2 separate regions of the Homo sapiens genome follow, and region 2 is linked to region 1. A link is a contact called in ENCODE Hi-C or POLR2A ChIA-PET data. All regions are on one chromosome and are shown on one strand. Each heading gives the region's core, a stretch centred on a gene start or an enhancer-like site at or near the end of the contact. The rest is flanking DNA. Distances are from core to core; before and after follow the strand shown.

Evidence for each region. Hi-C counts contacts between places; a loop is a spot of excess contacts on that map. ChIA-PET counts read pairs that join two places held with the same protein, here RNA polymerase II (POLR2A).
Region 2: a loop to region 1 is called in a map of endothelial cell of umbilical vein, with 3 times the contacts of the local background. The contact joins two enhancer-like sites. A Hi-C loop is called at or near these places in 1 of 168 maps with a recorded cell type or tissue (endothelial cell of umbilical vein). POLR2A ChIA-PET finds 5 or more read pairs at or near these places in 2 of 52 experiments (CD8-positive, alpha-beta T cell and H1).

What each region holds. Positions count from the first base shown.
Region 1 is chr18:520,923-527,952 of GRCh38, forward strand. No RefSeq gene overlaps it. Among named protein-coding and RNA genes, the nearest start is that of LINC01925, 9.1 kb to the left of the region's middle. Within about 2 kb of position 3,754, at least 2 of the 41 ENCODE cell types and tissues checked have a DNase peak (open chromatin) inside an H3K27ac peak, as active enhancers do; they include endothelial cell of umbilical vein, where a contact is called at or near this core.
Region 2 is chr18:828,066-834,457 of GRCh38, forward strand. It overlaps the pseudogene BOLA2P1. Among named protein-coding and RNA genes, the nearest start is that of YES1, 19 kb to the left of the region's middle. RefSeq lists an enhancer at 2,259-2,825. Within about 2 kb of position 2,391, at least 7 of the 41 ENCODE cell types and tissues checked have a DNase peak (open chromatin) inside an H3K27ac peak, as active enhancers do; they include endothelial cell of umbilical vein, where a contact is called at or near this core.

The DNA of each region.
Region 1 (7,030 bases), core at 2,504-5,003:
GCTCTATCAGCCTGTTTCTGGCTCTAGTCCCCATTCCTCCCCTGCCCATGGCTCATCTGGCAAATGTTCAAGACTCAGAAACCACCTATTCAGAAAATAATTTCCATGAACTGCCTCCAATTGACTGATCCCTCATCCTTCATTTGCTTTTTTGTTTTATTTACTTATTATTTATTTATTTTTTGAGACAGGGTCTTGCTCTGTTGCCCAGGCTGGAGTGCAGTTGTGCCATCACAGATCACTGCAGCCTCAACCTCCCAGGCTCAGGTAATCCTCGTACCTGAGGCTCCCTGGCAGCTTGGACTACAGGCGCTCACCACCATGCCTGGCTTTTTTTTTTTTTTTTTTTTTGCATTTTTTGTAGAGACAGGGTTTCACCATGCTGCCTAGGCTGGTCTTGAATTCCTGGGCTCAAGCTATCTGCCCGCTTCAGCCTCCCAAAGTGGTGGGATTACAGGAATGAGCCACTGTGCCTGGCCTGAAGAATCTGATTTTACACCTCGATGATAGAATATATCACACTACACGGCATGTGTCTGCATACCTTTCTTTTCCCAACTAGGTTGTAACCTATCTTTTTATATCCTTTTCTTTTTCTTTTTGTTTGTTTGTTTGTTTATTTTTTTTTTTTTTTTGAGACAGAGTCTCACTTTGTCGCCCTGGCTGGAGAGCAGTGGCGCAATCTCAGCTCACTGCAAGGCTCTGCCTCCTGGGTTCAAGCGATTCTCCTGCCTCAGCCTCCCGAGTAGCTGGGACTACAGGCGCCCACCACCACACCCAGCTAATTGTTTGTATTCTTAGTGGAGATGGGGTTTCACTGTGTTAGCCAGGATGGTCTCAATCTCCTGACCTCGTGATCCACCCGCCTCGGCCTCTCAAAGTGCTGGGATTACAGGCGTGAGCCACCATGCCCGGCCTTATTTTTCAATATCTAACACCAAATCTCACATACAGCATGACCCAGTGAACGCTTGTTGTATTGTTAGGTTGAATGAAACACAGGTAAATCTTTCCCACTAGGTCTTCTGTTGTTTTTGTTTGTTTGTTTGTTTGTTTGTTTGTTTTTGTTTTTGTTTTTGGAGACAGAGTCTCGCTCTGTTGCTCAGGCTGGAGTGTAGTGACGCAGTCTTGGCTCACTGCAACCTCCACCTTCCAGGTTCAAGCCATTCTCCTGCCTCAGCATCCCAAGTAGCTGAGACTACCAGTGCATGCCACCATGCCTGGGTAATTTTTGTAGTTTTAGTGGAGACGGGGTTTCACCATGTTGGCCAGGTTGGTCTCGAACTCCTGACCTCAAGTGATCTGCCCACCTCAGCCTCCCAAAATGCTAGGATTACAGGGGTGAGCCACCGTGCCTGGCCTCCACTAGGTCTTCTGTCTTCTCTTGGGTAAATTAAGGAGTTAGACTGGATGACCTGTAAGAGTTCTTCCAGGCTCCTCCTGCCATTGTTATGCTTTGAATGTATAGTTTAACTGTAACTCATGTAAAAATTATTATTTATAGATAACATCAGTAAATCTTTGATGTTTCAGGCCTCAAAATATGATGGCAGTAAAATTGATGGTTGCTTTAATAAATGTTTCCAGTTTATCCTGGTTTGGGGGCTTTTTCTTTGTTGTTGTTGTTGTTTTTTTCGGCTAAAGATAAAACACAGATGAAGACCATCAGGTAAAAGGTATGTTACTGCAAGTTTATATTGTACGTAATTACTTTAGACATTTTAATGTAGTATTTATATTTTTGTTTAAAGTACTTGATTATGGTTTTATTCCAATGGGAGTCTTTCATTTGCAGTTGTTTGGACTTTGTGGTATTCTTGTTTTAAGGATTTAAAAATCCATTCAATGGAGATCTTAGCTAATGTAGTACAACTGAAATAGTTTGGAAATCGGAAAATTCCTTTCAATCTCTTTGCCTGGTTTGGCTACCCCACAGTTTTCAGGTTCCAGTTGGAGATTTCAAGCACCTGTAAATGACATGAAATCTAAGCAAACTGAAAGTGTGGTTCAGGTCACTCACCGCCCAAGAAAATCTGCCGTTCATTCATTTCACTCATTTGACATATATTCATGCAACCCCTACCAGGTACCAAGCACTGGGAACACAATTGTGACAAGACAGTGGTGGTTCCCACCCTCAAGGATCTTAGTGTTTACCGGGGAGAAAAAACAATTAAACAATCAAGAAAAGGCCGGGGGCAGTGACTCACGCCTGTAATCCTAGCACTTTGGGAGTCCGAGGCGGGTGGATCACTTGAGGTCAGGAGTTCGAGACTAGCCTGGGCAACATGGTGAAACCCCGTCTCTACTAAAATACAAAAAATTAGCCAGGCATGGTGGTGGGCACCTGTAATCCCAGCTATTCCGGAGGCTGGGGCAGAAGAATGGCTTGAACCCCGGAGGTGGACGTTGCAGTGGGATGAGATTGTGCCACTGTAACCCAGCCTGGGCCACAGAGTGAGACTCTGTCTGGAAAAAAAAAATCCAGAAAAATACCATGTGTAAATGCTAGTAAGTTAAGAAGCTTCTGAGTGCAAGAAACAGAACACCCAATTCCAACTGGGTTAACAACAAAGGAAATTTACATATACCTGTGAAGTTCACACGTAGGATGGCTTCAGGAAGATTTGTTCCAGGCAGCTCAAAGCATGTGACAAGATCAAGCACTTTTTTCTCTTTATTTCTCAGCTCTGGTTCCATGACAAGCTCTTTTGTCATCACATTTGTCTATAATCCCAAGATGGCTGCAGCAACTCCTAAAGCTATGTGATTCACATATAGCAAGGAATAAGGAATCTGCCTCCCATTCCCGGCATCCTGACTAAAGTCTCAAGATGAATTCTGATTGGGTCAGCCTAGGGCATATCCCTACCCCAACCAATCACTGTGCACAATGGGAGGAAATATGTCGATGGGCTTAGCCTATATCATGTGTTTCACCCTTAGGGCCAGGGGTGGAGATTGTGTAACCAGATTGAAATAGAAAGGTGTTAGGAAAGGGGCGGGAGATGGGGGATGGGCTAGAACCCCACTAACGTTTACTACAAGTGCTGTGATAGAAGAAAAAGAAAAAGAAAGAAGAAAAAGAGTGCTTTGAGAGCAAGTAGTACTTTGGAAAATAGGATAGTGTAGCACTTAGGAGTAAGAGCTCTGAAGTCATACCACCTGTGTGTGAATGCCAGTTCTGCCAACTTACCTTCTGGCCCTGTACTCTGCCTCTTCAACTATGAAATAGAGATAATGATAGCAAGTTACTCCTCAGGTTAGTTTCAGGATTAAATGAGATAATGCATGTAAAGAGACTAAGACAATGCATAGGACTCTTAGCAGTTTTTATGTATTAGAAAAGGCTTCCAGGAGGAAGTGGCATTGACATGAAATCCCGAAGAATGAGGAAAAGTCATCTAAGGAAAAAAGAGGATTGGATTTTATGAGAAGCGAGGCTGGCCTCTCAATGTTTGGCCGTAAATGGAACTTGTACCACCTCAGAAGGAAGTATTTTTCGTCTCACTTTCTAAATGAAATGTGTAATGATTTTACCAGACATATAATTTCTATAATGACCAGTGAGAACTAGCTTCTAAGAAGGGCAGCAATGTGAAACTGGAGCTCAAGGAAAGAAAAAGTGGAAATAAAAATCAGTTTGTGCAGATTATTTTTGGAATTTGGCTTTCTTTTTTACAGGTCTGTGTATGTGAGCAAGCTCTTTGGATTTTGAGGGCATCTATCCAGCTATGTTTGGTAGATTTATAGCAAGAGACTTTTTTTTTTTAAAGGGGAAGAGGGAGCTTCCCAGTTAATTATTCATAGGTCATTGAAGCTAGTGAGAGGTTGGCCCCAAAGACACATAAGACCCAGTGAGGGCTGGGTGCAGTGGCTCACATATGTAATCACAGCACTTTGGAAGGCTGAGGCAGGAGAATTGCTTGAGCCCAAGAGTTTGAGACCACCCTGGGCAACATAGCAAGCCCTTATCTCTACAAAAAACAAGCAAACAAACAAACAAAAAACTAGTCAGGTATGGTGGCATATGCCTGTAATCCCAGCTCCTTGGGAGGCTGAGGTGGGAGGATCACTTGAGCCCAGGAGTTCAAGGCTGCAGTGAGCTGTGATCACACTACTGCACTCAGCTGTGATTGCACCACTGCACTCCTGCCTGGGTGACAGAGCAAGACCCTGTTTCTTAAAACAAAACAAAACGAACAAAACAAAACAAAAAACAACTGGTGTCCCCGCGTGTAGAGTCTATGATTTATGAGTCGTGAGTCAGAGTAGTGTGAACAACTACAAAGTGAGTCCATGGAAAGGAAATGAGCCATCTTCCAGGGAAAGCAAACCCCAACCCACTTATAATGGAGGTCAGGGAGGACAAACTGGCCTTAACCAAACCCCTTTCCTTCTCATGCTCAGATCCAATCTATACTGTGTCTATGGTTACCACCAGCAAGCTATAGAGGGCAGCCAGCACTCATTCAGTAAGCCTTTATACAGCCCCTTCTGTGGCTGAGGCCCTTCTCTGGGTACTTTGGAAAATAAAAAAATGTATCAAACACACACCCTTCCAGGTTCTCACCCTCTGGGAGTAGTAAGGATCGCTAGCTAACATTGACTGATCATGTCCCATGAGCAAACACTCCACTGACTGCCCTGTGAACATGGTTGTTACTATGATCGTCCCCATTTTACAGATAAGGAAACTCAAGCTCTGAGAAGTTAAGTAACTTGCTCCAAGCACCACAAGTGATCAGGGACAGAACCAGGATTCAAACTCATGGCTATCTGACCTCAGACAGTTTGCTTTTAACCCTGCCTGTGCTTTCTGAGTTGCAGAGACTCATTGTGGGGTTTGTGGGAAGTAGGTACAGCATGTCTATGGACAGCTGTGCTCTAGTTTCTTTGCTGGGCAGGGAAAATTATGAGAAAGTGTGAACTGCAATTGGCTGGTGTGGATTGCCAAAATGAATTGTTTTGACCATTTTCTGTCTGTTAGTCACAAAGATAGTTGAGATCTCATTTGATTCTTCATGGTGAATATTCATTTTCTTTCAAAAGAGTAATATTGAATATTGTAGTGCTCATTAGACATACTTTATTGATCCTCATATATATGCACAGAGTTTTTTCTTTTCTTTTTTTTTTTGAGACAGAGTCTCGCTCTGTCACCCAGGCTGGAGTGCAGTGGTGCGATCTCAGCTGACTGCAAACTCCGCCTCCCGGGTTCACGCCATTCTCCTGCCGCAGCCTCCCGAGTAGCTGGGACTACAGGCGCCCACCACCATGCCTGGCTAATTTTTTTGTATTTTTAGTAGAGACGGAGTTTCACCTTGTTAGCCAGGATGGTCTCGATCTCCTGACCTCGTGATCCGCCCGCCTCGGCCTCCCAAAGTGCTGGGACTACAGGCGTGAGCCACCGTGCCCGGCCTGCACAGAGTTTTTTCTAATCATAAAATTTAAATTCTGGTTGCTTTTATCTTGAGCCTTAAATACAATTTTAGTTCTATGATAGCTACTGCATTAGTCTGTTCTCGCATCACTATAAAGGACTACCTGAGACTGGGTAATTTATCAAGAAAAGAGGTTTAATTGATGCACAGTTCTGGAAGCTGTATAGGAAGCAGGGCTGGGGACGACTCAGGAAACTTACAATCATGACAAAAGGCAACGGGGAAGCGGGCGCGTCTTACGTGGCCAGAGAAGGACGGAGAGAGAGCAAGAAGGGAGGTGCTATACACTTTCAAACAACCACATCTCGGGAGAATTCACTCACTATCATGAGAACAAGGGGAAAATCCACCCCCATGAGCCAATCACCTCCCTCCAGGCCCCCTCCTCCAGCACTGGGGATTACAGTTCGACATGAGATTTGGGTGGGGACACAAATCTAAACCATATCAGCTACAAAACTATAAGCTTAATAGAGGAGTGAGGCACAGTGACTTACACTGTAGGCTACTTAGGCTGCAGTGAGTTATGATCATAGCACTGCACTCCAGCCTGGGCCACAGAGTAAGACTCTGTCTCTTAAAAAAAAAAAAAAAAGGAGAGTCACGTAAGTTTCACCAATTAAATGTGCATTATTCCCCACTGTAACTCATATTTTACAAGTAAGAATTTTCAAAGATCCTCTGTGTGTATACCTGTGTATGTGTTTGTGTGTGTGTGTGTGAGAGAGAGAGAGAGAGAGAAGAAAATGGTTGTCTCATTGAAATATTAGTAAGTTTGAAAATTTTTCTGATTTTTTTTTTTAGGGCATAAAAACAGTCATTTCTCCTCCTTCCTTTCCTGATTCATGTTTTTATATATAGTAAACTTACCGTTGCTAAAAAAACATTTGAAACCTTTATACTGCCACTTTAACAGTATTTCAACAGAGCCATAATCTTCCTGATAAAGTAAAATTACACTGGTTCTTAAGAAAACATACCAAGCAAGGACTATCTCAAGAATGTGTAAGTGTTCTTAATCTTATTTCCTGACCTCTTTAAAGAACAGATATTCATTTAGTTGAAATTCCCTTTGGCAACTGTTAATGCAGTTTCTGGATCTTCCAAGAGAGTAACCTGAGTTTTTTGTTGTTGTTCATAGCATATAGAGGTGGTTCTCAATTTTTTGTGTTTGCTGAACACTGCTGAATATAGATTTGGGGGTGGCACATTTGAAGTGATTAAAGTACAAGTACCTCACTATTCTGCTGCCTGGCTGTCAACAAAGTTGTTATTTGAATAAGTCTATCGACATGTTATTCCATCACACTGTGGATGCTCAGCTGGAGACCCTAGCTGTGGATCCTCTGGTGTAGGGGTGCAGAGAATAGGCTTTGCAGTCATGCACGTGAATTTGAATTCCTGCTATGCCATTTGTTTAGCTGAGTGACATTGAACAATTTGCTTAAACTCTCTGAATTTCACATTCATCAAAGAATCAGGGCAATAATACCTCCCTTATAGAACTGTTGTGATGATTAAATGAAATGATTTATGGAAGGTACTTAAAACACAGTGATCTCTCAATAAATGCCTGCTATTGTCAA
Region 2 (6,392 bases), core at 1,141-3,640, 310 kb after region 1:
TGCAGCCTCGACCTCCCAGGCTCAAGCAATCTTCTCACCTCAGCCTCCTGAACAGCTGGAACTACAGGCGCGTGCCACCATGCCTGGCTAATTTTTATATATATATATATACGTATATATATATATATATATATGTATATATATACATATATATATGGATATATATGTGTGTGTGTGTATATATATATATATATATTTTTTTTTTTTTTTTTTTTTTTGTAGAGGAGTGGTTTCTCCATGTTGCCCAGGCTGGTCTTAGACTCCTGGGCTCAAGTGATCTTCAGGCCTTGGCCTCCCAAAGTGTTGGGATTACAGGCATGAGCCACCACGCCCAGCCTCATTTACATTCCTGTCTTCAATTCCTAGTATAGTGCCTGGTATGTAGTAAGCATGTGATAAAAATTTTAAGAATATTTAGGGCCGGGCGCGGTGGCTCACGCCTGTAGTCCCAGCACTTTGGGAGGCCGAGGCGGGTGGATCATGAGGTCAGGAGATCGAGACCATCCTGGCTAACACGGTGAAACCCCGTCTCTACTAAAAATACAAAAAATTAGCCGGGCGCGATGGCGGGCGCCTGTAGTCCCAGCTACTGGGGAGGCTGAGGCAGGAGAATGGCGTGAACCCGGGAGGCGGAGCTTGCAGTGAGCCGAGATTGCGCCACTGCAGTCCGCAGTCCGGCCTGGGCGACAGAGCGAGACTCCGTCTCAAAAAAAAAAAAAAAAAAAAAAAAAGAATATTTAGTATTGTTGTCTCTGAGAAAAACATAAGTTATGTATCTAAATTCTGTAGCCCTATAAGAAAATCTGTGTGTGTGTGTATATATATATTATATATATATATATATTTTTTTTTTTTTTGAGACGAAGTCTGGCTCTGTTGCCCAGGCTGGAATGCAATGGCGTGATCTAGGCTCACCGCAACCTCCACCTCCCGGCTTCAAGCGATTCTCCTGTCTCAGACTCCCGAGTAGCTGGTATTACAGGCATGCACCACCACGCCTGACTAATTTGGTGTTTTTAGTAGAGATGGGGTTTCTCCATGTTGATCAGGCTGATCTCGAACTCCTGATCCCAGGTGATCCACCCGCCTCAGCCTCCCAAAGTGCTGGGATTACAGACATCAGCCACCACGCCTGGCCGAAAATCTGTATATTTTTAATATACAAAGTTTAAGAACAACTAAGTTTTATTTATGCAAAAATGTTTATTTGATTTGAAATGAAACTTTGGAGAAGTTATAATAGCAGAAGTCAAATGTCTTCTTTTCCTTTGTGTTTCTTAATTATGTTGCCTTTTTAACCTTTCATTCTAAAATAGTTTCTATGAACAACTAAACAAGACATGATGGTTGACTCAATCAATAAAATATACAGTATGTTTGCATCATGACATATTTAGATTTCAGTGGCACAAATATAATATTACGTTATGCCAAATAATACTTTATATTTTTCAAATTATTTTATTATCACATTTGATCCGTATAACAATCTTAAAAGATGAATAGGTAGATGTCACTACCCCCATTTTACAGGCGAGGAAACTGAGGAATGAGAAATGCAAACCAGTATGCCAGTCACCAAGTGTCAGATTAATTACTGAGCTAGAGGCCAAACGAGGTGGCTCAAGCCTGTACTTGCAGCACTTTGGGAGGCCGAGGCAGGCGGACTGCTTGAGCTCAAGAGTTTGAGACCAGCTTGGGCAAGAAAAAGAATTAGCAGGGTGTGGTGGTACATGACTGTAGTCCCAGCTGCTTGGGAGGCTGAGGTGAGAGGCTCGCGTGAGCCCGAGAGGTTGAAGCTGCAGTGAGCTGTGATTCTACCACTGCACTCCAGCCTGGGTGACAGAGCAAGACCCTGTCTCAAGGTGATGAAATGATTAGAATTATCCCAAATCTACTATCCCGAATGGTATAGTTATTTTGTATCATTGTATAATTTTCTCCTGCTACTCATTCCTTCAGGTTCTAAGGGAGAGTAAGTTCTAGTTGGTTTCCAAAAGCCCCAACTTAAATGGCTTCCTGGCAATTTTGATCTTAAAGATTGTCTTTTTTTAAGCTGGCCAGAGCAGCTGGCATAAAGAGAGAAAAAAAAGATTATGTCTTTTCTTCTTCTCTCTCTCTCTCTCTCCTCTAGTACCTAGAACACATGCAGAAGGTGCTTAGTATACTCGTGAGCAATGAATACATAAATAAAATGAGTTTAGAAGAGACCTGGGAAAGTCTGGGTAGTGGAATGGGAATACTCTTCTTTGTTAGAAGATAATAGATACCTCAGCACTGGGACATCAGCAGTGATAATCCTGCGTCACAGTTGGTGAGAAGCAGCGGGAAATCAGGGGGAAAGGAGGTAGAGGCAGGCACAGTGGCAGCCCAAGGAAATGAAGGCAAACTGTGGTCATGAGACCAAAGACAAGGGGAGCTGGGGAAGGGAATGATGTCATCAGAACAACAATAGAGGAAGATGGTTTTGGCAGCAGCTTTTGAATAGACTTTGAAGAAAAAAATCAGAGAGAGGGGAAAAAGGAAACGGGAAACGGAAGTCTGTTGAGAACTCAGCATGACATTTGGAGTGGGTGGAGAGCTTCCTGTATAGCTTGATGTTTGGAACATCTGGTCACCTCTTACAATAACAAAACCTTAGAAATTTCAAGCTTTCTCAAGTGGCCAGCTTAGAATGAGTGTGAATTCCATGGCCAAACCGTCATTGCCAGAAGACAGGAATATCTAAAGAAAGAAAAATTCAGACAGAAACTGACTCTTAACACTGAGAACACCCCCACTAGTTTTTTGATGTAAGTAGTCCTATTTGTCAATGTATCTATGCTTTATTTTTGGAATACAGTATTGGCTTGGTATTAAATTTAAAGTGTTAAGTCTACTTTAATTCAATTATCTCAAAGGGCTAAGGTTAATCAACAGATTTACAAAGAAAGCAATTGTTTTCAAAGCTTATGATTTTCACTACCCATTTTTCTGGTGTATTAATTTTTGCTAGAGTCCATACCTTGTTTCATTTGCAATATTGGCTGAAATTTTCCACAACTCAATTGTGCCCTCTAGTGTTTATTAGCATTTAGTGACGGCCACTTTGGATGTTTGTTTGTTTGTTTGTTTGAGACACAGTCTCGCTCTGTTGCCCAGGCTGGAGTGCAGTAGCATGATCTCGGCTCACTGCAACCCCCATCTCTCAGGTTCAAGCGATTCTCCTGCCTCAGCCTCCCAAGTAGGTGGGATTACAGGTGCCCGCCACCATGCCCAGCTAATTTTTGTATTTTTAGTAGAGATGGGGTTTCACTGTGTTGGTCAGGCTGGTCTCGAACTCCTGACCTCGTGATCTGCCTGCCTCAGCCTCTCAAAGTGCTGGGATTACAGGCATAAGCCACTGCGCCCAGCCCAATCCCAGGTCTTCAGACAAGGTAAACTCATTGTCAACCAGAAAATGTTTAAATTCACCTATAGCCTGGAAGCCCCAGCTTTGAGCTGTCCCACCTTTCTGGACCAATCCCATGTATTTATTAAATGTATTTGATTGATGTCTCATGCCCCTCTAAAATGTATAAAACCAAGCTGCACCCCGACCACCTTGGGCACATGTTCTCAGGACCTCCTGAGGGCTGTCTCATGGGCCATGGTCACTCATATTTGGCTCAGAATAAAACTCTTCACATATTTTAGAAAGTTTGACTCTTTCTGTCGACAATAGGGAGGTGCTGTAGGATGTTAGGCACATTATTACCAGCTTCGCCATGTTTTTGAAAGTTTTTATTATAATTCTATTGCTAATAGTGTGGTTAACCTCCATATAATAATACAGTAGTCCCTCCTTGTCTGTGAAGAATACATTCTGAGATCCCCAGTGGATGCCTGAAATCGCTACAGTACCAAACTCTATAGATACTGCGGTTTTTTGTAGATATAGACACACACATATCCCTATGATAAAAGTTAATTTATAAATGAGGCACAGAAGAGATCAACAACAATAACTAGTGATAAATCGAACAATTTTAACAATATGCCAGCATCCCTACCCTTGTGCTTTGATGCCATCATTAAGTCAAAGAAAGCTTACGTGAGGGAAGTGGCTCCTGTAAGGGCGCAAAGCAGCGTGGCAGGGGTCCGAGCTGGGGTTCTGTCCCCGCTGGGCTGCCGCCCCAGCTGGACTACCGCCAGGGAACTCAGCGCCAATTACCTCCAGGAGAAGCTGCAGCGGGACCTGGAGGCGGAGCATGTGGAGGTGGAGGACACGACCTTCAACCTGTAGCTTCCGAGTCCTGGTGGTGTCAGCTGCTGCTTCAGAGACACCAGCTGGTGAATGCGTGCCTAGCAGAAGAGCTCCCACACATCCATGCCTTTGAACAGAAAACCCTGACCCCAGAGCAGTGGGCCCGTGAGCAGCAGAAATGAGGGACTGGAAGCTGCACAGCCATTAAATTATAAATCTGGACCCCCCCCAAAAAAACAACAAAAAAACTTACATGAGCACACACTCTTCAATACCGTGACAGTTGATCTGATAACTGGGCCAGCTACTAAGTGATTGATGGGCAGGTAGTGTAGACGGCATGGAGACACTGGACAAAGGGATGATTCACAACCAGCCCCAAGCAGGAGGAAACAGGACAGCGAGAGATTTCATCCTGGTTATCAGAACAGCGCGGGAAACTTATTAATTGTTTATTTCTGGAATTTTTCATTTTTTTTTTTTTTTTGAGACGGAGCCTTGCTCTGTTGCCCAGGCTGGAGTGCAATGGTGTGATCTTGGCTCACTGCAACCTCTGCCTCCCAGGTTCAAGTGATTCTCTTGCCTCAGCCTCCCGAGTAGCTGGTATTACAGGCACCTGCTACCACACCCAGGTAATTTTTGGTATTTTTTGGTAGAGACGGGGTTTCACCACGTTGGCCAGGCTGGTCTTGAACTCCTGATCTCAGGTGATCCACCCGCCTCAGCCTCCCAAAGTGCTGGAATTACAGGCATGAGCCACTGCGCCTGGCCAGAAGGCTGTATTTTGTATGACTATATTTATATGACATTCTGGAAAAGAGAAAACTGTAGCTATTAGGCACTGTTCTAAGTACTAGACAGACAATACGTGATGATGCTAGTCTTTGAAATAGAAAACACAGGAGAAAAAGCAGGATAGCAAAGGGGGAAATGATTACTTGAGTGCTGGGCATGTTGGGTTTGAGGTGTTTGAGGGAAAGCCAGTGGAAGTGTCAATGGGAGGCAGAACTCAGGAGCACTGCCAGGGCTGGAGATAGATTTGGGAATCAATAACATGTAGATAAGAGCTGAAGCTGTGGAACAAATGAGATTCCCGAGAGAGAGAGAATGCGGAGTGTCCACTTAGTCCAGCCCCAGCCCTGAGCTGAGCCAAAGGGATGAGCAGGAATTAGCTAGGAAAGAAGGCCGAAGAGGTCATTTCAGGCGGAGGAAATAGTGATAGCAAAGAAACCTGCAGGTCCCTGGGATCAACTGAAAAAGCACAGGATTTGTAAATTTAGAAAGGAGGGCTAGGCATGGTGGCTCACACCTTTAATCCCAGCACTTTGGGAGGCTGAGGTGGGAGGATGTCTTGAGCCCAGGATTTTGAGGTCAGCCTAAGCAAAATAGAAAGACCCCCATTTCTACAAAAAATAAAATAAAAATAGCTGGGTGGCGTGTGCCTGTAGTCCCAGCTACTCCGGAGGCTGAGGTGGGAGGATTGATTGCTTGAGCCCAAGATTTCAAGGCTGCAGTAAAGTATGATTGCACTGCACTCCAGCCTGGGTCATAGAGCAAGATCCTATCTCAAAAAAAAAAAAGAAAGAAAGAAAGAAAAAAAAATTTAGAAGGAGACTTGGTTGTTTTTTTTTTTTTAATAAAGGATTACAGCCTGCAAGGTGGCCGTTCTGACAGGTTGGGAAGTATAGCCTCTGGGAGAGGCTGAAAGGCAGGTTTTTCAAGGGAGACGGGAATTATGCTGAGGGGGTTGGCCAAACATACATATTCAACAGGTTACAGGAGGAGCTATGAATGTTCATGAAAGGGGTCCTGAAGCATGTAGCAAACGTGCATGTTACATGTGACCCATGTTCACTTTGGAGCGGAGACTTAACATTTAAATGTATTACAATTAGGGCCTATACATCAAAAGGTGAAGCAGGGACATGAAGCCTCTCAAGTGCACAGCTTCTGTAAACTGGCCAGAACCAGTCCACAGTTGGCGGCCTCTTATCAGGAGAAAGTAACAGAACTCAGTCTCTGGTCCAGTCAAAGCTGTAGTGATGGCTGGTGGAACGAGGAGTCGGTCTAAGTGTCTGATGGTGGCTGAGCTGCAACTGCTTCAACATTGCTCATCTCAAGGCCAGTGCTTGTTTAGCTGCTAGAGAAAAAGAAAACCCTGATGGCA